Regions from separate parts of the Mus musculus genome. Here region 2 is linked to region 1. The links are chromatin loops, found by intact Hi-C in ENCODE. Cell type or tissue: left cerebral cortex. All regions are shown on one strand. Each heading gives the region's core, and the rest is flanking DNA. Links, peaks and the distances in the headings are about the cores only. Region 1 has its middle 14 kb from the start of Gm28380. Region 2 has its middle 95 kb from the start of Gm28380.

Region 1 (11,089 bases), core at 3,591-8,590:
TCACAGTCTCCCACATGTGAGACAAACATTACCCTGAGCTATATTGCTAGCCTTTATGACTCTTTATGTTGGGTTAGTCGTCATTTTATAATTATGTTTTAAGGAAGAGGGATTGAGGATATCAGAAGAACATGGCCCACTGAATCAACTAAGCAGGGCTCACACTGGCTCACACGGGCTCACAGAGACTGAAGCAGCAAGCACTCACAGGTCTGCAATGGTCTCTGCACCAAGTTTTCTGTGGATACATTGTGACTGTCAGCTTGGTGTTTCTGTGGGACTCCTAAGGGAGGGAGTGGGTGTTTGTCTGACTCCTTTGCCTGCTCTTGAGGCTCTTTTCCTCCTATTGGGTGGCCTTATCCAGTCTCGAGATGAGGGCTTTTGCCTTGTCTTACTGCATGCTGTTTTGTCAGTTTCTTGTTGTCTCTTGGAGGTGAAACTGAGGGGGAATGAATCTGGGGGAGGGAAGGGGGCGGCTCAGAGGAGCAAATGTGGGGAATGCTGTGCTTGAGACTGTGTGAGATAAGGGTGGTGGCGAACACTTTTAATCCCAGCATTCAGGAGGCAGAGGGAAGGTGGATCTCTGAGTTTGAAGCCAGCCTGGTCTACAGATTGAGTTTCAGGACAGCTAAGGCTACACAGAGAAACTCTTGTCTCAAAAAAAAAAAAAAAAAAAAATCAAACCAAAACAAACAAAACCAAAACAAACAAAACCAAAACAAACAAAACCAAAAAACCCCAAACCAAAAACCAAAATGAAACAAAACAAAAACAAACCAAAAACCTGAACCAAAACAAACAAAAAAACAAAACAAACTATTTTCAATAAAAAAGAAGAGGTTTTATATTTTTGTATGTTTTATATTTTCTGGATATAAATCTGCTATAATTTGAATCTTAAATATCTCCAAAGGAATTAATATGAACAAGGTACATAAAACCATGCATAAAAATGCTACAGTCAAGCCTATTACTTTGTATCTACACCAAGGAGATGTTCTCAGGCTAGGGTTTGTCAGTGGCAGAGAACTTGCCTAGCAAACTCAAAGCCCTAGGTTTAGTCTTCAGTATAAAAGCGAGCAAGGTGAAGAGGCGAGAAGTTAAGTGTGCTTGCCTTTCTACTGTTAACTTCATTCCTATCACTTATCTTCAAATGATTGCATGTGAAACTTTTCTTCTGTAAAGTTTTTTTTTTCTTCCAGAAGATGCTACTTAAAAGACCAAGTGGTCTGTGGAGGGAGAGAATTTGTTTTTACTTCTTCCTTACAGTCTTGACATTTCCTTTTCTTGCCCAGTTGCCCTGTCTGGGAACCCCAGTGTAATTCTGGATAGACGTGTCAAGAGCAAACAGCTCTGCTTGCCGAGCCTGAGGGAGAAGACATCCACTCTTTTATCATCTAGTAGGAGTGGCCTGGAGGTTTTGGTAAATGTCCCTTTTTCTTGAGTTTTAGTTTGTTGGTTTGTTTTTTAAGCCCGGAAAGGTGTTGAATTTTGTCAAACCCCTTTCCTGCACCTAGTGATGATCATATATTGTTCCTTTCTGTACTATTGATATGGCAGAGCGTATCAATCAGTCTTCAGGCATTGAACCAACCTTGGATTCTGGGAACAAGTCCCCCTGGGATATGGCATGTGCACTGTTATTTCTAAATGTGGCAGGTGCAGATTGCAGGCCCTTTACTGATGATCTCAACGCCATGTTCATAAGCCACCGTGGTTGAAATTTCCCTTTCTTGGGATTTACTTTTAAGGTTTGGGTCTGCAGAAGCACTGGGCTTCTAGCTGAGAGGTGTTCAGTCTGTTTGTTTTTGATACTAAGTTCCTTAAGTTCTCAGTAGAATCCAGCAGTAGAGTTCTGCAGCTTCTCTCTGCAGGCAGTTTTTGGTGACTGGCTCAGTGTCCTGTTTCCTCAGGTGTCTTAGTGGTTTGTGTCTTTCTAGGGATGTATACACTCCACCAAAGTTAGAGACGTTGTTGTTGCAGGCTTGCCCACAGCTTTCCTTTCTAACACATCCTGTTTAGTCTCAGGTGGATGCCTCCTCTTTCTCTCTGATATTGGTAGCAGGCAGTTCTCTTTTATTTTTGACTCAATCCAGCTAAAGTGTTGTGGGTTTTTTGCTGTTCTCAAGGAGTGGCTTTCTGCCTCACTCTTTGCTCTGTTTGTTTGTTTTTTTGTTTTTTTTTTTCTTTTTCTTTTTCTATTCTCTATTTAACTAATCTCTCTCTCTGCTATTTCCCTTTTTCTGCCTGGGTAAAAGTTTAGTTTGCTTTTGTTTTTCCAGTGTCTTAAGGTTCGTAATTTGAGAGTTTTCTTCTTTTGTGACATGGGCATTTTTATGGCTGTAGCTATCTCTTTAAATTCAGTATCAGCTGCATCCCACACACTTTAGTACTGGGTGGTTTTGTTTCACGCACTTTACAGTGGGTTCTAATCCCCACCCCTCTTATCCACAGATCATTCAGGCATGCATAGTCTATTGTCAAAGATTTGGTTTCATCAAATAATCAGCAAGAAGTTACTTTTATTTCCTGGTTTCTGAGTGTTTTGTTTTTTGTTTTTTGTTTTTTAGAATAAGTGGGCGGTAATAGGGGGCCACAATTTTGTTATCTCTCTTGTCAAGAGCTGGGTTACACAGTTCTTTCTCCTGAATCTGGAAGGCCCTGTTTAGTGGATGGAATGTGGGCACTTAGTGCCACACAACTTTTAAGGTTAGATTGGGAAAGATGTCACAGATTTCTCCCATGTTCTCCCATGAAGCCTCAGGATGGAAAACCGCCACAGACCAAGTCCATCTGTTCAGACATCCCAGCACCATGAGGACAGCCATGTTGCTCACACAGAGAAGCCACTTGTCCTAGTTAGTTTTCTACTTTTGTGATAAGACACCACAACCATGGCGTATAAAAGAAAGCATTTAATCTGGTTTATGGTTTCAGAAGACCAGAGTTCATGATAGTGGAACAAAGAAACAGCTGAAATCTCACACCTTGATCCACAACCATGAATGAGAGAGAGAGAGAGAGAGAGAGAGAGTGAGAGAGAGAGAGAGAGAGAGAGAGACTGGGACTCACACAAGTCTTTTGAAAGGTATGTCCCCAGTGACACACCTCCAAATCCTTTCCAAACAGTTCCACCAGCTACAGACTAAGAATTAAAACATGTAGGCAGTTTCCATTTAAACCATCATACCACATAAGAAAGAATTGCTTAATAGGCCCTGGCTCTTCTAGTTATCCCATGCCGGGTGCCAGACCCAGGCAAACATTTCCATCCTGGCAATTATGTCCTTAGAAGACGCTACAGCAAGGGTCATGCATAAGGCTGTAGTTGAGCTGTTCGTGCCATCTGCTACAATGCAAACGCAGTGATGATTCAGACAGTTGGGGTGGGGGAGGGGAAGAGGCAAGTCATCTTCATGATAACTGTCCTAGACCCAACTGACAGAGTAGTGACCATGACAAAATGACTTCATGCCACTAGGTTTTAGGGTGTGTCCTAGTTAGGGTTAACATTGCTGTGATGAAACACCATGACCAAAGCAACTTGGGGAGGAGAGGGTTCATTTGGCTTACACTTCCATATCGCTGTTTATTCTCAAAGGAAGTCAAGGCAGGAACTCAAACAAGGCAGGAACCTGAAGGCAGGAGCTGATGCAGAGGCCATGGAGGGGTGCTGTTTACTGGCTTGCTCCTCCACCAGCCAAGGGATGACATCACCTACAATGTGCTGGGCCCTCCCCCATCAATTATTAAGAAAATACCCTACAGCTGGATCTTAAGGAGGCATTTTCTCAACTGAGGGTCCTCCTTTCAGATGACTCCAGCTTGTGTCATGTTGACATAGAACTAGCCAGCAAGGGCAGTTGTTTCCCTCTTTTTATCCATCTTGCTTTGTGGGCTTCTCATTTGCCTGAGTCCAGGAGAACATGCATTCCCATCCTATATCCTGGCCCTGTGGCTGTGACCCTAAGTCCAACCTCTGCCCTCTGCCCGGGGACTCCACAGGCTGTGTGTGCATGCCCTCCTCAGGGTTCTTCCGGCACGTCTTCCATGAGGTGCTTTTTCATTATTTCAGTGAGGTGTGTCTTCTTTCTATTTAGTTATTTGAGTGTCCTGTGGGCTGTGATTTTTGTGAGGTCATCTTTGAAGATGCCCACGGCGCTGCTTTTCTTTCCTCTTTTTACCCATGAGGATGGGAGGAGGCTTTACTCCTGTCTTGGCCCCGGCTGAGCTGGTTGCTGGGAAAGCTCTCTGACCCATTCCTGAGCCTGGTGATGCAATCCAGTCCTCTCCCTTTAGAGCTCTTGGTCCTCACCCGTCAATCACTGCAGGAGTGGGAAATTCAGCAAGAAAGAGTTCTTGTCAGGGCTTCAGGGAGGCCTGGCACCAGTCAAGGCCATTTCCTTAGAATCCTGCAGGGTTGCAGTGGTTTTCAGGACACTGAAGGCCACCCGGAACTTGGGGCACTTAAATGGAAACATGAATATGTCCATGCCGGGATAATGGCTGGCTCCTTAAGAATGAACCAAGTCTACACGGGCTACCGGGAATCTTGCAGGGTCATCCAAGCCCCCGTGAGGAAGGCGGGAAGCTTGTTTTAATTAGATGTGAACTTTCTGTCAGACACATCTCTGTGTCTGACCTCACTGCAGACTTCTGTGGGTACTTGATGTTAAAGTACATCACACACACACAGACACATGTGCACGCATGTACATACACACATGAACTCTCATATACACCTATGCTCGAGCTTGCATGCACATGTGCACACACACATATGTATACACACACACACACACAAACACACACGATGTATTTACTTACATAGACCTACACACACACACCTCCTAGCCTCTCCAAGTGTTGGGCGGATTACAGATGTCCCCTTTTTCCAGGGTTGGCTGCCTCACTATTTCCATGTGGAGGAATTGTTGATTAAACATTAGGCACAGAGCCCTGGCCTATCAGAAGCTGTCCCTGGCCTTTTTTTTTTTTTTCCTTTACCAAACAAATCTCTTTGTTCTTCCATCAACATCATTGGGACAAGGCCCTCGGAGCCTTTTCCTTCTAGAGGGCTGGGGAGAAGCCACACACCTTTTGTGAGGTCCTGTTGTCTTGGATGGGTCTGTTACATGAAGACTCCATTCCTCTCTCTCCCTTAGAGGCTTGCTGGCCACAGTGCCTGGGGTCACCAAATTAAAAGCACATGGGATTGTTCTAGTGTTCCACTGGGACTTGATCAGTGTTCAGCTCGGGGCTTCTGGTGACCTAGAGCCTCTTTCTCCCTAGTGGTATGCATATATGTCTCTAGACATTAGCATACACGTGTGTGCGCGCCTCCCACTCCTACATACATAATTACAGGCATACTCTGGCAGGATCTGGTTCTGGCCTTGCTTTTAAAAACCAGGAAGCCAAGGCCCTGGGTGAATCAGTAAACTTCAGAGACTTGGTGACATATTCTGGATGAGAAGCCAGCTCTCTGGTCCCTGTGCCCCCCCTTTCCCGAATACAGCCTGGGTGGGCGTCAGCTCTCACTACATACAGCCTACCCTCCTGTTCCCTCACCCGGGATGGGGCCTCTCTCAGCCTAGACCTCCCTCATCTCCTTTCCTCTCTCTCTCTCTTTTTTTCCCCTGTCATTTCTAGACCAGGACTGACTGTGTCATGGGGATGTGAGAAGGGTTCCACACACATTAGACCCTTTTGGTGTCAGCCCCACTCCTCAAAGCAGCTTCCTTCCGTCCCAGTTTCCTGAACCTCAGAGGATCCCACACCCAGTTCTGCCCTCCAGCTGGACTTGCCCCTTTGAGCCTGTCTGTTGGGGGGGGGCACAGGAGAAAACCCACTTTTAAAGTTTTTCTTGGAGTATGGTTTGGTACCAGGCAGGCCTGTTGTTTAATTACTATTTGGCGAAACTGAGGTTCAGGAGGCTAAACAGGGGTGTCCAAGTTGGTGCTAAATCTACATGACAGGCCAGGAGCCCAAATACTCCTCTTCTGTCTTTGTGGGTCTTTGTATCAAACTGATCATATGCCCTGGTCATGGGGGAGTGGGGAAGGGAGGTTGGGCTGCCCACAGTCCTTTTTCTTCTGAGTTCCAGAGGGAGGCGGTGCTGCTGGTGGGGTTGGGGATGGAGAATAACTGTATGGCAGAGGCTCTGCCAGGCCTGAGTGATTCTCATCTGTATGGTGACATTGGATCGGCCAACCCTGGGACCTCCACAGAAGTTGATGCAGCTGGGTAGAGGGAAATAAGTTTGATTGTTGTTGCCAGAAAAAAAAACGATGTCTAAGTAGTGACAACCACTTAGGGATGGTGGTGTTCCAGGAAAGGAAGCTGAGAAGTGGGCGGGGGTTGGCAAGAAGCTGGTTTTATTTTTAAGACAGGAGAGATGCCCACATGCTTTCCCACAGTGGAGAGTGGCAGGGAGTTGGGGTTGGGGGTGATGGGAGACGGGAGACGGAAGACTCAGAGGTGTTTAGACAGTGGTTCTGGACTGGTTCCCCAGGACCCTGGGATGGAGAGGAGTGTCCCTGGATGGGGCAGGACCAGATGACATTCTTTCCAATACAGGGAAGGCTAGGGACACAGGTGTAGGGAGGACGTGGAGTGTAGGGTGGAGGTCTCCCCAAGTGGCTTCCAGAAGCTGTGGGTGCGGGGAGTGGGTGCTTTGGTTAGAGACTTTGGAAAGGGAAGAGGATGCTGTTTGAGAAGGGCATTTAGTGACACTGAGCGAGGCATCACAGGAGAAGGTGGGTCCTGTTTTCGAAATGTATGTGTAGTTCATAATGATGGAAGAGAGATAGGAAGGAGAAGCTGGGAGTCCTTATCTAGAACTAGTGAGGTCTGCCACGAAGGTTTTCCTTTGAGGGGCTTAGTTCTGTTTTTTTAAAGATTCTTATATGGACATAATTGATTTATTGATCATGAAAAGAGTATTTAAACATGAAACAACTGAGGAAATTATCTAATTTTGGATTAAAAAGGACTTGAGGCTGCGTACCAATTGTCCTCAGATATTTGAAGGTGAAGGGACAGAGTACTTCGGGGGGGGGCGTTGTGTATTCTTGGTCACAGGAAGATCTCTTGGCAAGACGGGGTGGAGGCAGGCCTTCACGGGCAGGGCGGGTGGTCCGTGGTGCGTTTGATGTGATGGTGGTGATGTTGTGAGCTTTCTAACACAGCGGTAAAATTCCAAGACTGCTCGCTCTCAGGGAGGAAAGGCAGCTGGTGGTAGAAGGAACTCTTTTTTTTCTCAGGAAGCTACCAGAGAAAGGAAGAGTAGGTGACAAGCCCAATATCCCTTTAAAAGATGCCTCCATGATGACTTAGCCTCTTCCCCAAAGGCCACACCTCCAAGGGCTTTCATTGTCTCCCAGAAGCGCTACAGGATGGAGGTGGGCAAACCTTAAGCACACGGACTTTCAGGGGACATTCAAAGTCCAAACCATAGCAGTGGTGATGATAGAGAAGGTAAAGGAGGCTGATGATGGTAGAGATGCTTACAGTTTTCATGGAGAGGTTGATGCTGATACAGAGGATTGTGTGGGTGACTTTTTTGTTGTTGTTGTTTTGTTTTGTCTTTTGAGGTAGGGTTTCTCTTTGTAGCTGTCCTAGAACTTGCTCTGTAGATCAGTCTGGCCTTGAGCTCAGAGACCCACCTGCCTCTGCCTCCCGAGCACTGGGATTATAAGTGTGTGCCACCACACCTGGCTTGACAGCTGTGAACTTCAACATCCTTTATATTCACATTATCTTGGCAGGGCATAAACACTAATTTCTTTTAAAATATTTTTATGTATATTCATTTATGTGTACGTAAGGGGGCATGCACATCCCACGGTGCATATGTAGAGGTCAGAGGGCTATTTGTTGGGGTTGGTTTCCTTCTACCACGTGGGGCCCAGGGATGGAACTCCAGTCATCAGGCTTGGTGGCAAGTGCTTTTATGTGCTGCACCATCTTTATGTTCTACAGACATTTGTCCCTATGTCCAGCTTCTACTGGCATGGGCTCTCTGGAAAACGCTCAGCTGTTACCACATTCAGCACTGAATGAGGCTAAGAAAACACGTGGTGTCTGCTGGCCAGAGACAGAGTTGGAACTTGACACAGACCTCCCCAGCCTAGGACTCCATCTCCTTCATCTGGAGTGTTAGCATCTTCCTGTAGACCAAAGACACCTGGGAAAGCGTGACTGTAGCCCCCTGCACTCGGGCTTGGGACCTGAACCATGTGGGGCGAGGAATAACACAGAGGTCAGAGAGTGTTCTGCAGGAAGCTCTGTGCCTTGTGTCCTCTCCTCCCTTAGTGATTTCCCAGGATCCTCTTCTGGCTTTTGTGTCTCTTTTTACTTTTTCCCCAGCTCTGAAATACAGATGCTTCCCTGAACTCTTAGTCCCCAGACTGCTCCACAGGTGCTGTGGTTCTAAGCCTCAGCCTCCAGCTTGACGGAGCATCCTGATGGCCCAACGCTGCAGTTTTGTCTCCGCCTTCTCAGAGCTCCCCTCTTGCAGTCACACTATCCTTCCCCTCCCTGATGCCACCCCCTACCTTGGAACCTTGTTCTGGAGGGACTCTCTGGCCATCACCTGAGCATTGAACCCCAGGTCCTCTGCAGCTTCAGGGCTGTCCTCATGCCCCATGCCCTCTGCATTAGCACCTGGCACTCAGTGTGATTGGTTTCTTACCCTTTGTGTTGCCCCTGTGCTCTGCTCATGACCCTATAGGGCTTCTGCCGTCTTAAGATGGTATCTGATCTCTGCCACTGGTCTCTCCATTACTCTTGGGTTTTTCATATCTTTCCCGCTGGAGTTTACAGTCTGATTCAACACCCAGACTGTGTCCTTGGCTTGGAATGACTTTCCCTTTCCTTCACGGAGAAACTCCACTCCTTCATTCTGGCCCAGGAAGGGCATCAGTCTGCAAGGTATTTGCCCAATTCTCTCTGGGGTGCCACATTCCTGCTTGCCCTTCCCTCTGTTTCTCTGATGGCTGGGACCCTCCTCTTTGCCTCTCCCCCAGGGTCTCTGTGACAGTCTGTAACAACACTAGTGATAGGGCTTTAACAACACTAGTGATGTCCCTTCCTTTTGGTGCTCCGAAGGATGCTCAGGGCACTTGCTGGGTGTAGCAGAGCTGGGATCATCATCATTCAACAAGCATGTGTTGTGAGCCTCTGTCTCCAGCCAAGTGTGCAAGCCCAAAGCCTGCAGGCAAATGGCAGGAGGGTGGTGGGCTAACACACTGCTGGGGACTCTGCACCTTGGGCTTGAGTGAGTGAAGCTTGGCCAAGGGCCTGCAACCCCAGCTGCTCAGGGCAGGGCACACAGGCTGCTCTGCTGCTGCACTGAGGTGTCATGGACACCAGAGGGCTTGGCAAGAGTCAAGTCTCAGCCTGTTGGCAGCAACCACTGTTGAGAGGAGCACGCGGCTCTCTCTGTGTGAGCCCAGGTCTGTGGGGACAGGAGAGGGAGCTGCTGAGCAGCTCCCGGGGTGCCTGCTTTCTCTCATCAAAGGCTCAGCTGGGTAGCAAGGGCACAGGGACTAAGATGGAGGCTGGCTGGGTGAAGCCAGCATCAGTATTAGGCAACAGCCCCAGATCCCTTTGTTTCTATGCTCCTTCCAAAGTGGCAAAAGATCAAGGCCCCAAGCTTGAAATAACAAAAGGGAAATCGCTTGCAGACTGTGCATCTGGAGGCCAGAAGGACTGCGAGAGCTGTGCACAGAGGGATGGGGGAGGGGCAGGGTCTGGACCTGATTCATAAACTTTCCTGAGCTCCCATGGCCTGGCAGTATGGGCCGAGGTTGGCCCGGTATAGCTCCTTCCACTCGCAGTGGGGCACGGTTGCAACACCTTGCCCCTGGGCTTTGGGATCCTGTTGTTGGCTGGGTCTGTGTGCAGTGTCATTGTCAACCTCCCCAGGTCCCAAATGCTTGATTTGGGTCACATCCTGGGGCTGAGGTTAATGAAGATCTACTGCAGATCTCTGCAGCCTAGCTGGTGACATGTATAGACACCTGTCCATGATTACCAGGGGCCTGAGGAAAGCCAGTTTATAGAGCCCTGTGGGCTTGCCTTGCTGACAGACAATAGGGCTTCCTCCTGGGGCAAGGGTGTTATACACAGGGCACCACACCTGGGCCCTGAGTCAGAGTGTGGGCCTCATAAGGACTGACTTCAGTGAACTTAGCCCACCTGCTAGTTTGTCCTGGGGTTAGGACTTTCAGAGGACTTTACCCAGCATCAGGGCTGAAGCATTCTCTGCAGAAGTGGGGAGAGCTGGGGTTTCTTGTCTATACGCCATAGTTTGGATCACTCAGAAGTCAGCCAGCATGACTATGGAGGACATCCAGGTGGCAGCTGACACTCACACATTGCTGTCACTGACAAGAGACTTGGCTTCCAGGCCTGGCACACCTGGTTCCATCCCATGCTTGGCCCAGGTGGGTTTTCTGTCCTTGTCAGAAACAGCTGGGGTTGGGAGCTGATGAATGGGTTGTCTGAGGTCACACAGCTGGCCAATAAGAGCTTCGAATCTAAGCCTCCTGACAACCAACTGTGGCACTTTCCAGAATCCTTGTCTCCTGAGACCTCAAGCAGTCCAAGCCCTTTCTCAGAAAGCCATCTTTCTAAAATGCTGTTTGGGTCCCATCACTTTGCACTTTAAAAGCTGGCAGTAGCCCTGGTCTTTAGAGGTTCTTTTGGAGACTGGGTGACAGTCGACCAGGGTTCTGTAGAAGTTCATGGATCAGCCCTCAGTGAGACATGGCAGAGGCAGGCTGTTCATTGGCCATGTGTGTCTTGTCAGCTGTCCGGGGTCCTGGGTGTGTCTCCTTAGGGCTCAGGCACTGGGTGGACCCTGATTGTACGATATTCTAGCCAGACCACCAGTAGGAGGCGCTGCTGTGGGGGTGAGGGTGGGTGGGTGGGTGGAGAGAGGTGGGGCTTCTCTGACGCTGTTTCAACTATTGCTGGTGAGGATAAGACTGGGCAGGATAAAGCTGCAAGTCAGGCAAGTGGAGGGAGCACTTGCTGAGATTTCTAGGGACACCTGTTTCAGACCCAGACTGCATCCTGCCTC
Region 2 (11,089 bases), core at 2,126-7,125, 110 kb after region 1:
ACCATGGGTCCTCCTCAAGCTGTGAGAACACGAGGGTCTCTCTGGGTTTGCTGTAGTGTGAGGGAGGGATTTCTTCTAAATGCCCTGGCCCCTGGCCTTTCGAGATGATGTCATTGTGTTTTGGACTGATGGCCAGGTGTTCCTCAGCCTGCTCTGACCACAGCCTCCCACTCCCATCCTTCCTTCCTTCACTGGGTAGCCCTTCTCTACCCCGGGCACTGGTGTGGCTGCATCTGAGGTGGTTTGGTCACGGCTGAGGTCCAGCTTGTTTTTAATGAGAATTCATTATTGGGCTACCTCATTGTCCCCAGCTCAGTTACCCCCTCTAATGACCCCAATCATTCGATGATGATGATCCTTTTGTCTTTTACCTTAAGCATTCTTTCTGGACCAAGGTAACGTTTGCCCCTGGGTTAGGGGAGAAGTCTCGTGTGCTGGTAGCTGAACCTCCACCTCGGCTCTCATTTCCATCCTGACATGCTTTTCCCTGAATCGATTCTGCTGACACTGTCAGATTTACTGATCTTTGGCTGGAATGATCTTCATGCTGTAAGCTCTCGGGGGTTCAGGACTCACAGCCCAGAGCCCCGTGCTCGCTCATAGTATGCACTTAACCTGTATCATGTATCTTAAACTCCAGAATGGGTCCCATAGTGGCCACCAAACCCCGCATGTTATTTGGTATGTCTTGCCCCAAAAGGGCACCAGGGTGTTAAGATCAGCACAGTAAAAAGCAACAGGAAGGCTTGAAGCCGGGTCTTGGAAGGGTGACCTTGCCTGGTCACCAATGAAACGTGTATGAGGTCAGGCCATCTATACTTGGTAGACGTGCTCGGAGTTGTGCGTTGGCCTCAGCTCTGCGATGGACTCCCAGAGAAAGAGAAGATAAATCTGCTTCTGACCATTTACTATGCTTCCTCCACAGTCCATTGGATCCCGACGACAACTTATCGTATACATCTTGGCTCCATTTTGCAATAAGTCTGTTTGAAGGCAACGCAACTCATTAGCTGCCTTAGACGGCCCGCAGCACACAGCGCAGCCAGCTGGCAAGGGACACTCCACGTCAGCAGAAATGCTCGCTGCGCTGCTTGGCTCTTTGAAAACCAGATTCCTGCTAAGCTGACTTATGTGTAGGCCATGATGGAGTAGGCCTGGTGACATCATGTGTTCTTTGATGGTTGCCACGGCCCCCACCCCCACCCCAGGATGTGAACGTTCCTGAGAGGTATGTAATGGTTGGGCCTCTTTCACTGTGCAGTGTGAACATTTGGGACTCAGTCAACTGGCCTCAGGTATTCAGTGGGCTGAAAAAAAAACACACACACAACAAAAAAAGATGTGTCCCCCCACCCCCAGATGTACAGTCTTAAACTTTAAGCATTTCAAAGCTAGAAAGTCAAAAATTGCCTAGACCTCATCATGGATGACATTTGAAATACATTTAAGGCTAGAATCCAAGCTCCATCCTCTGTGATCTGAAGAAAGCCATGTGTCCCCTCAGGCTGTGTCTGTTCTCTAGAAATGAAGCCCCCCAAGCTCCTGCCCAGCTTCAAGACGCTGGGAGTCTGAGGCCGTAGCCAGACACCAGCACAGGAGTGAAACCACTCCAAGGTACCAGGGATGTTTCCCAGCTGGAGGGAACCTCTGTTGTTTAGCATGAACAAGATCCCATGGGCAGTGCCCAAGTTCAGTGGAACAAAGGGACTTGCTTGGACGTTCTCCACTGCCCATGAACGTGAACTCGACTCTCTGTTAGGACGGAATTCAATTGAGCTCACTCACTGTCTCCCCAGGGCTGTGCTGCAAGCAAAGGTAGTCTATGCATCCAAGGGCTGTCCTTGTTCCTTCCCAAGACCATCACCTAGCAGTGCAGAGCCTGGAGCCCATCCTAACCCTTATCCCCACCCAAGACATCTCCCCAGTATAAGTTTAAAGTGTCCCCCAAACTAAACAACAAGCTTCCTTTCATATAGACCCCAATCAGACTATTGTCAGCTCCAGCTGAAACCACCTTAATAACCACCGTGTGATCTGGACTAGAGTACACTGGCTCGTAGATCAGGGATGCTCAACTATAACTTGCATTGAACAAAAGCGTCTGCTGCATTCATTTCTACTTCATTGATTTAAAAAAACAAAACAACTTTTGAACTACTTTGTGGTCTCACTAGGAGTTGCACAAAGAACACAGCAGAGCCAGGTCTCAACCTCCCCTGGTGTCTTGTGTGACTTTGGAGGGTGACTCAATCTAGAAATATTCATCACAATTATGAAAGGAGTTGGAGGTCAGTTGGATGCCTAATGGGGTTCCCATACTGAAAGCCTTCCCCAAGACCTTGGCCTAACTCTGACATTGACATTGGCTTTCCAGGATATGCACTGAAGTCTCTGTGGGCCTTTACCTGGAAGGTTGTGAGCTGGGTTTACCTGGGTCAGTGGTACATAGGGGAAGCCTTGCTCTCTCTGGGAATCTCCAATCTCAATGTGCATTCATTAGCATTAATAAATAAAGTGTTTGATGGGTCTCTACCTCCCCAGAGGGCCCTCCAAGTTCTTAATAAGCATGAAGAAGAGCCATGTCTTTCTTGAGCTAGCACAGAGCCCCCACTCCAAGGGTGAACCTTGCCTGCATCAGGTCAAATGGTGCTCATTTTTGAGTTCTGTAGCAGCAAGAGGTGGTTGTCATACTCTGAGGCTCCCTGGACACCAGAAAGAGCCCGATCCTAACATCCAGGTATATGCAGGTACCTTACCTGGGGTGGCCTTTTCCACTGCCACCTGAGATTACTGGTTTGTCTTGGAGAGGGTACTAAGTGTCACCTTGTTCAGGTTTCTTTCACAGAGACTCTTCCTTGCCTGCAGGGATCATGGCAGCTCATCTGGGGAGTAGGGCAGAGTTTGAGACAGGACTCAGAGTGACCAGAAAGGGTTGGTCAGGATGGTGGGCTATGTGGAGCCAAATGCTCTGGTCCAGGCTTGGACATCCTACAGAGACCTGGATCCCAAGGCTACTCCATTCTGTTACCCATTCCATCCTCCTCCTGCCTTCACTCACACATCCTCTTCATCTCACTTTTCAGAGCTGTCTCTTGGATGGAAAAACACTGCAAGTTCTCTTCAGTTTATAATGCGTTTTGCCCTTACAAACCCACAACCCAGGTTCTATTCCTAGCACCTATATGGTTGCTTACAATCACTGGTTGTTCTAGTCCATGGGGACCTGACACCCTCTTCTGACCTCTGTGGGCACCAGGCACATACAAATACACATGTAGACAAAGCAGTCATGGAGATAAAAAAATGTAATAATGTAAACATAATATAAATAAATCTAAAAAAGAAAACAATAAACCCCTTTGTTTCAATGGTTATTTGAACACAGATTTTGTGAGTCTGTATTTTCTGCCTTTATATAATTACTGAGCTACTTTCTCTCTCTCCTCTCTCTCCTCTCTCTCCTTTTCAAACAATTGGAATTTTAGTTTATTTATGAGTTTCGCTGTTGTTTTGTTTTTCTAACTAATTTGGCTTTTATCTTTACAGCTTCCCCTTCTCTGTTTTCTTTTTGATTACTCCTTTCCCCCCAGTTTACCTGATAAGATATTTAATCTTTGATTGTTTCACTTACAGTGATTTGTGCTCCAAGCTGCGACCATCACTGGCTTTAGCCTGTCTGTGTCATGGCATCTTTTCCAGTCTCACAGTGTTTTACAAAGTCTCCAACTGACTCTAAGAACCCAGGAGAAAACTTTTTGCTACTAATTTTGCATTTCCTTTCATTATGAACAGGAGTCTGTTGTTCCAGTTAGTTCTGCACTCGGAGGTTTAGCATGAAATACAATCACTGTTCAGGCGAGCCTGTAGGCCAGGGCTCTGTGTTCTTCAGTCAGTTTCTGTGCCCAGTGGAGACAGTTGAGCTGGTTGTTTCTGTGAACAGTGGGCATGGCAGCTTATTTAGGTTTTCTGGACCCATGTTGGCTTCTTATCTGACTGCAAGCAGGCAGAGGTGGCGTGGTGTTGTGCTTGCTGTCTGTCCGGTTTCCTCCCTTTCCCTCCTCATCTCTCCTGAAGCTGCTTTCATGAGCACTGTCCTCTCTTGTGGGGCAGAGCCCTACCTTCTGGACAGTAGCTCCTAACAGTTTTTTTCCTTTTTGCTTGAATTTCACCTGACTGTATATCAATAAAGCAAGTGACCTTGTTAGCATCAGTTGCCAACCTGACACACCTGGGAAGAGGAACCTCAACTGGGGAATTACCTCCATCAGATTAGGGTGTAGGCAAGGCTATGGGGACATGTTCTTGATTAATGACTGATGTGGCAGGGGCCATCTCACTGTGGGTGGGGCCACCCCTGGGCTGGTGGTCCTGGGTGAATAAGAAAGCAGGCTGAGCAAGCCATGAGGAGCAAGGCAGTGAGTGTGCAGCACCCCTCCATGGCCTCTGCTATGACACAAATGTTTGGCTTTTCCCCTGTCACTGCTGATGTATATTTACTTGATTGCTTTACTATTGCCTGGTTTATTTGCTCCTTTAATGTTTGTGGGGGGATGGGTTGGTGTTTGGGAAGAACTGTATTTTCATATAACTCTATGAAGAATTTTACATAACACATTAATTTAATTAATTTTTACAATTTAAATTTTAATTTCCATGTTCCCACAGTCTAACTCTTATTTAATCTTCAACTATTTGGTTTAGTTTAGTGGTAGTTCTTACTTCCAACAATAACTATGTATTTTTACCAATATACCAACCCATGGTCTCTCTGTCTCTCCTCCTCCTCCTCCTCCTTCTTGAGACATGATCTTGCCATGTAGCTGAGGCTGGTCTTGAACTCACAGATCCTTCTGCCTCTACTCCCTGAGCACCAACATAACATAACGGGTGAATACCTCCATGTTCAGCTCCGTTTCTCCTTCTCTTCTTGTATTAGTTATTCTTCTTGTCGCTGTGATGAAATACCGGACAGAAGCTACTTAAGGAAAGAAGAGCTTATTTGGGCTCACAGTTTAGGAGTATAGCTTGTAACAGCAGGGAGGGCATGCCAGCTGGGGTGTGAAGCGTGGTCACATTGCGCCACAGTCAGGCACACAGAGAGAGAGGAAGGAGGGACGCTGGGGCTCAGCCCACTTTCTCTTTTTATTTAGTCAGTAATCCACAGAGCGGTGTGGCCAGCGCTCAGGATAGTTCTTCCCAGCTCAGTTAAGCCTTTCTGGAAACACTCTCATAAGCACACTCAGAAGTGTTTCCAGGCTCACTCAAAATCTCGTCAAGTTGACAACAGAGATAATCATAGCCCTTTCAGCTTCCTTTGACAGAGGATATATGTATACATATACATATATGTATATCTATGTGTATATGTATCATACACACACATATGGCCATTTTCTGCTCTTATTCCAAATGCTTTGTACTGTCACTGTCTTGAATATACAGGGTGTCTTAGTTAGAGGTTTATTGCTGTGAAGAGACACCATGACCATGGCAACTCTTATAAAAGAAAACACTTACCTATGTTTACAAATATATATATATATATATATATATATATACACACACACACACACACACACACACACACATATATATATATATATATATGTATCCAGGTCCTGAGGCTGGAAGACACATGCTTTTGACCTGGATCTTGAGGAATAGTGGCCATGAAAAGCTTAGGCCCAGGCAAGGTAGTATAAACCTTTAATTCAAGGAGACAGAGGCAAGCATATCTCTGAGTTCAAGGCCAGCCTGGGATAGAGCAAGTTCCAAATCCCAGATGTAGTGATTCCCACCTTTGATCTTGGCCATACCTTCTGCTGGAGGCCTACATAAGGACAATAGAATACGGAAGGTTCTCTCTTCTTTACCTGCTTGCACTTACCTGCGAGCACCTCTGTTGGAACCCACTTCTTCAGGATTCCAGCTTACACAGAAGGCCGGGTGAAACACCTAGCTTCATGGGACTGAGAAACTCCCAGATTCTTGGATTTCCCATTCACAGCTGCCCATTGTTGGGTTAGTTGGACTACAGACAGTAATTCATTCCAGTAAATTTCCAATATATAGAGACATTCCATAAGTTCTGTGACTCTTGAGAACCCTGAACCCCCTCCATATATATACATGGAATTTATTGGAATGATAAATTCCCAATATATAGAGACATTCCATAAGTTCTATGACTCTTAAGAACCCTAACTTTATCCATCCATCTATCTATGTATCTATCTATCTGGAATTTATTTGAATGACTTACAGTCTGTAGTCCAACTAAGCCAACAATGGTCAGCTGTGATATATTCTTTGGCATTTACACACTCGACATCTTTGAAAACTATGTATACCTCCCAAATTTTGAACACATGAAAATCTATGCAGATAAGCACAGCCTGCATTCCAAGTTTTCCATGTGCTGCCTCCAGACTCCACCAGGACCTGCTGCCTTGCAGCCCTTCTCTCTATGTCCTCTCCCTAACCCTGCCTTCTGTGGCTTCTCTGAATTCACGCCTGGACAGTCTTCCCTGCTAAGTGCTCCTATTCTCTCTTCAGCTGTGTCTAATCTGCTGTCAAATTCGTCCATACACCCATGTGTTCAACATTTTTTCAACATGTCTCTAATACCCATTTAAAAGGTCTCCAGCTTCTTTGACAATTTTTTTTAACTGTGTCTTTTACTCAGCTAAACACATGAGTGATAATCGTTTTACATTTTAGTTATTTTGAAGCTGGTGTCTATAGTCTGAGGCTGCTTCAGGTCAACTTCTTTTGTCTGTTGTTTCCCTTGAATTTGTTTTCTGTCTCTCTCTCTGCCTGTCTCTTTCTCTCTGACTCTCTGTGTGTGTCTGCCCATCTGTCTACTTGTCTCCCCTTTCCCCCCACAGTATCCTGCTAAGCAGATACTCTGTTGCTGATCATACTCCAGCTTGATCATTTCTACCCTTGTTTTCTTGTAAACATGGGGTTTTCTTTTTCTGCTCATCACCAGACAGGATGTATAAAAACCTGGAAAGAGAACCAAGGTCTCAGATATCATTTCTCCACACAGCATTTATAATTCTTTCTAGATGGTAGCTAGTCGTATTCACAGTCCCTGACTCATACCAGGATTTGAGGTGGATGTTGTGCCCGGCCAGCAGATCACAGGTCTGGGTTCTAGCCTGGAAAGGCATTTTGGAAACCTGGAAGAGAAGAGGGGCTGGGCTGCGCGAGATGAGGAAGGAACCAAGACAAAGGTCTCTGCTCAAGGTTCAATTTTTACTATTCCAGCACTCCGTTATGAAGGAAGGGGGAGGGGCCTGATTCCCACCAAATATTCTTGGAGTCCAGTAGCAGGGTGACCACGTGTACGGCTCCGAACAGCAAAGCTGCCGGTTCCAGCAGTGGGCGTGGCAGAACGATTGAGCCGGCAAGCTCCATCCAGGTGTAAACAGTGGAACCATTAAGGCTGGGGGAGGGGAGGCTACAGGTGGAACTGAATTCATACCTCTAAGAATGATCCATTTTTTCTCCTGCTCTGTGAACTTCTGATTCCTCGGTGGACTCTATGTGTCCTCCTGGTCCTGGAATCTAGAGCTTTTCTCGGCTCTTACCTGTTTCTTCTGGAATGGACACAGGACTCTGGAGACAGCCAAGACTGTCTGCTCTTTCCTCTTTCCTGGACCTGTGCCTTGTAATGTTCCTCAGCTACTTAGCTGACTGATGTCTTCTCTCAGGTTTTCTTTTGTCTGGATTTTCTACTTTTTCTTGGCTAAAGTGTTGGTGGGAATGACCTACCCTGTCATTTCCAGAAGTGGAACTTGTGAGTAATTTCATACTATTTAGTATTTCCCATGTTCTCCATCTTGTCCCTGTGTTTATCTTAGGATTATTGTGAGCTAAGATTCGGGGGAATGGCAGAGCGATGTGCAGTTGGCATCGGGGGACTGTCAGTCAACTTCCCTGCCGCTGTGCTTTGGACTGTATCAAAGAATCCACGTTGTGGCCACTGGAGAGGCTTTTGTCCTCTCATACACAGGACTGCCTGGCAGGTTGTGGAAGCACTGTGCCTGGGAGGGGACCAGCATCCATGAGTTTGTGGTGCTGCTCTGCCAGACCTAAGCTGTCTCTGATGCCAGGAGCCCAGCTGCTTCCTGGAAGTCAGCCGACCGTCTGCACACTGGAAAGAGGCACTGTGGACCCTGGAGTCATCTGAGTTGCTTTCTTTCTTTAATGAGCACTTGGGTGTGTCTTCTTCGTGTATCTAGAGCCTTCACCTCCCTCACCCCCACCCTTTGGCTTTTGGATCAGTTGGAAAGCCAATATAAGTTTACAACTTGAATAGCGTATAACCCGGTGATATTTTGTGACTTGAAGCCAAGTTAAACATATGGCTATTTGAATGTTATTTTGTTGAAAACCTTTTTGGAAATGCCTTTTATCCACTTTTGGGCAGATCTAATTATAGATGGATTTTTTAGCTTGCATGTTGAGCACTTGATTTGGTAGGTCTGAACAAACCAGAAGGGGCCAAATCTCCCCCATGGGAGCAGGCAAATCCGTGGGTTGTAGAGGTTTTTTATTTTTTTAATATTAACTATTGCTCAAATAATATTACTGTTCCTTTCAGGCTCCTACCTACCCAACTTACACACACTTCCAGTGCATGGAATGTCGGCTGACATTACTTTTGCAGTTACCCGGCAGCCTTTGCATTCATATGTAACATTTGAGCTTCAGAGGAGATTGAGTTTGCCAACAGTAAGCCAAATAAGCCTTGCTAGACTGTCCCACACTGCCTCTGTCCTGCCAAGGTCCCTGGGTGACCTTGGCCTCCAGCCATGTCATGACCCTTGTTGGGAACATGCTATGTGCTACTGTGCAGGGCTGGGTTCTCTCTAGGACTTCTTGCTGGATGGTCAGGGCCCTGTGGTGCTTTGCAGTTTGCATGAATGACCCAGTGGAAGTGAACTTGGGCAGGTCCCTGGCCACCCAGAGTTTCATCTATTCAGTGTCTACACCACAGAGCCACCCTGGATGCATTCCAGGATAAACAGCATAATGAACTTTGCTCATCCTCACCTCAGCGCCCCTGGCCCATCATTGGAGACCCAGAATGAGCTTCCTCATGTGACTAGAACACTGTTCCCCATCTCCTGATGCTTTTCCTGATTCTGTGGTATTACACAAGCTTACAGACCCAAGAAGAACATGGCCAGGAGAAGCTTTATGTTAGTGTCAGGGAGAATGGTAGACGGTGGTCCCTGGAATTGCGCCTCTTACCTGGGAGGCAGAACCAGGAGATGTGAAGGTGTCAGGAGAGCACAGAGAGCCTTGAGGGGACCGGCAGTCAAGCCACAGGTGTCGTGCTGGGCTGCTAGAGAGAAGGACGCTGGCTTTAAGGAAATGAAAAGCCTGGGGTAAGTCAAAGCACAGGTCATCTGGCTCTTCAGCAATCCGTCCTCCTGCTAAAATCACAAAAATAATACACAAAATAAAAAAAAACAACAACAAATCATTGGAAGGATCAAGGCCACTCAGCTTCCTCCCACACTGGCTGAGTTCTCCAAGCATTTCGAGTCCTACACAGAACAGGCCTCAGTGAGGAAGGCATGAAGGAAGCAGATCCAATCTCCGTGAGTCTCAGTGTAGACACAGATTGTTACCATCTAGGGGTCCTGATTAGTTCGTTTTCTTCACAAGCTAAAGAATTAAAAGGCAGGAGAACAGGTGGTAGCTGGGAGAGTCACACAGCAGCCAGAATCAGTCAGCTGGGAAGAGAGACTTTTTATTAGGAGTGAGGAAACACGCACGGGCACGGGCACAGGCACGGGCACAGGCACAGAGGGAGAGGGTGTAAGACAGCAATCAAGAGTGAGCTAGAGAGAGAGAAGGAGAGAGGGAGGGAAAGAGGGAGATAGAGAGAGGGGGAGGGAAGGAGGGAGGGAGGGAGAGAGAGGGAGAGACAGAGACAGAGAGACACAGAGAGGAGAGAAGCAGAGGGGGAACTCTAGAAGTTGGCTTAAGAAGGAGCATAGGGGCTGGGAGGGAGCAGAAGTTCATGGGGGTGAAGGTGGGAGCAGGGTTAAAGTCATTGAAGGGTCATCTCCCCATTCTTTAGGGTTGGTCAGTTTTAAGAAAAATAGGATGGCTAATTGGACTACAATGGTTGTATCCTCATCTGACCTTGAACTTGTGGAGACAGCGCATCAACAGGGTGCCCATGAACAAGAAACAAAAGCCCACATGGCTTTTCTTTCAAGCTGCCAGGCTTCTGCCTCAGGTCAGGAGGTTGAGGAAGAAGCCAACCATATTGGAAGCTCACCATCTTTATTACCTCCTCATGGCATCTCTCCCTATCTGTCTGCCTACCAGAGAGTCTGTCTCCTGGACCCTCAAGATGATGTCAGGGAAAGGAACTTGGGGTAGAGGACAGTGGCTCATGAAGACCCCGATGGGGAGGAGAAGACCCTGGGCAGGCAGGAGGTGGGAGCTAGAAAGGGGTGATGTTCCATCTACACAGGGCCAGAGATGTATCATTTTGCAGCAATTTGGTCAGACTCCTGAAGGACAAGAGCAATGGGGAAGAGAGGGCTGAAAACTTCATTTCAGTTCAAAAATTATTTGTAAAAATTTCTGAACTTGTTTGATTTGAAACTCGTCTATTCTCTTAAAAATATTTAATTTGTATTTATTTACTTATTGTGTGTCTGGCTGTGTATGTGGAGCAGCGGATGCTCATGCTATGCCATGGGTATGGAGGACAGCTTGTGGGAGTCAGCTATCTTCTTGTTATATGGGCTTGGAGACTGATTGAGCTCAGGTTGTCAGGCTTAGCTGCAAACTCCTTTACCTACTAAGCCCTCTCGCTGGCCCATGCTGCTTCTACTCTTGGAGATATGATCAGCTTAGGGTAAACTCAGTGGTTTCTATTTCAATGGCCCAATAAAAAGGTTCTTGATCTTTCTGTGATAAATGCTGTATATTTATTAAATTCACATATGCTTTCCCCACAGCACATGTATAAATATTTTTTCCCAACACCCTTAAATTTTCTGAAAGGCTCTTGCTGCTAATGTGATAGATGAATTACAAATTGATCTGAGTA

The links. Hi-C counts contacts between places; a loop is a spot of excess contacts. Peaks named below come from ENCODE experiments on the same cell type or tissue, not always from the same donor. Only the 100,000 strongest peaks of a DNase experiment are listed, where the experiment ranks them.
Region 2: a loop joins it to region 1, with 4 times the contacts of the local background. A loop is called at or near these places in 2 of 42 quality-filtered maps.

What each region holds. Positions count from the first base shown.
Region 1 is chr1:91,591,442-91,602,530 of GRCm38, forward strand. No RefSeq gene overlaps it. Among named protein-coding and RNA genes, the nearest start is that of Gm28380, 14 kb to the right of the region's middle. In left cerebral cortex, for the core only: no CTCF peak of the experiment used is centred there; a DNase peak (open chromatin) is centred at 6,370.
Region 2 is chr1:91,700,564-91,711,652 of GRCm38, forward strand. No RefSeq gene overlaps it. Among named protein-coding and RNA genes, the nearest start is that of Gm28380, 95 kb to the left of the region's middle. In left cerebral cortex, for the core only: a CTCF peak has its summit at 5,095; a DNase peak (open chromatin) is centred at 5,095.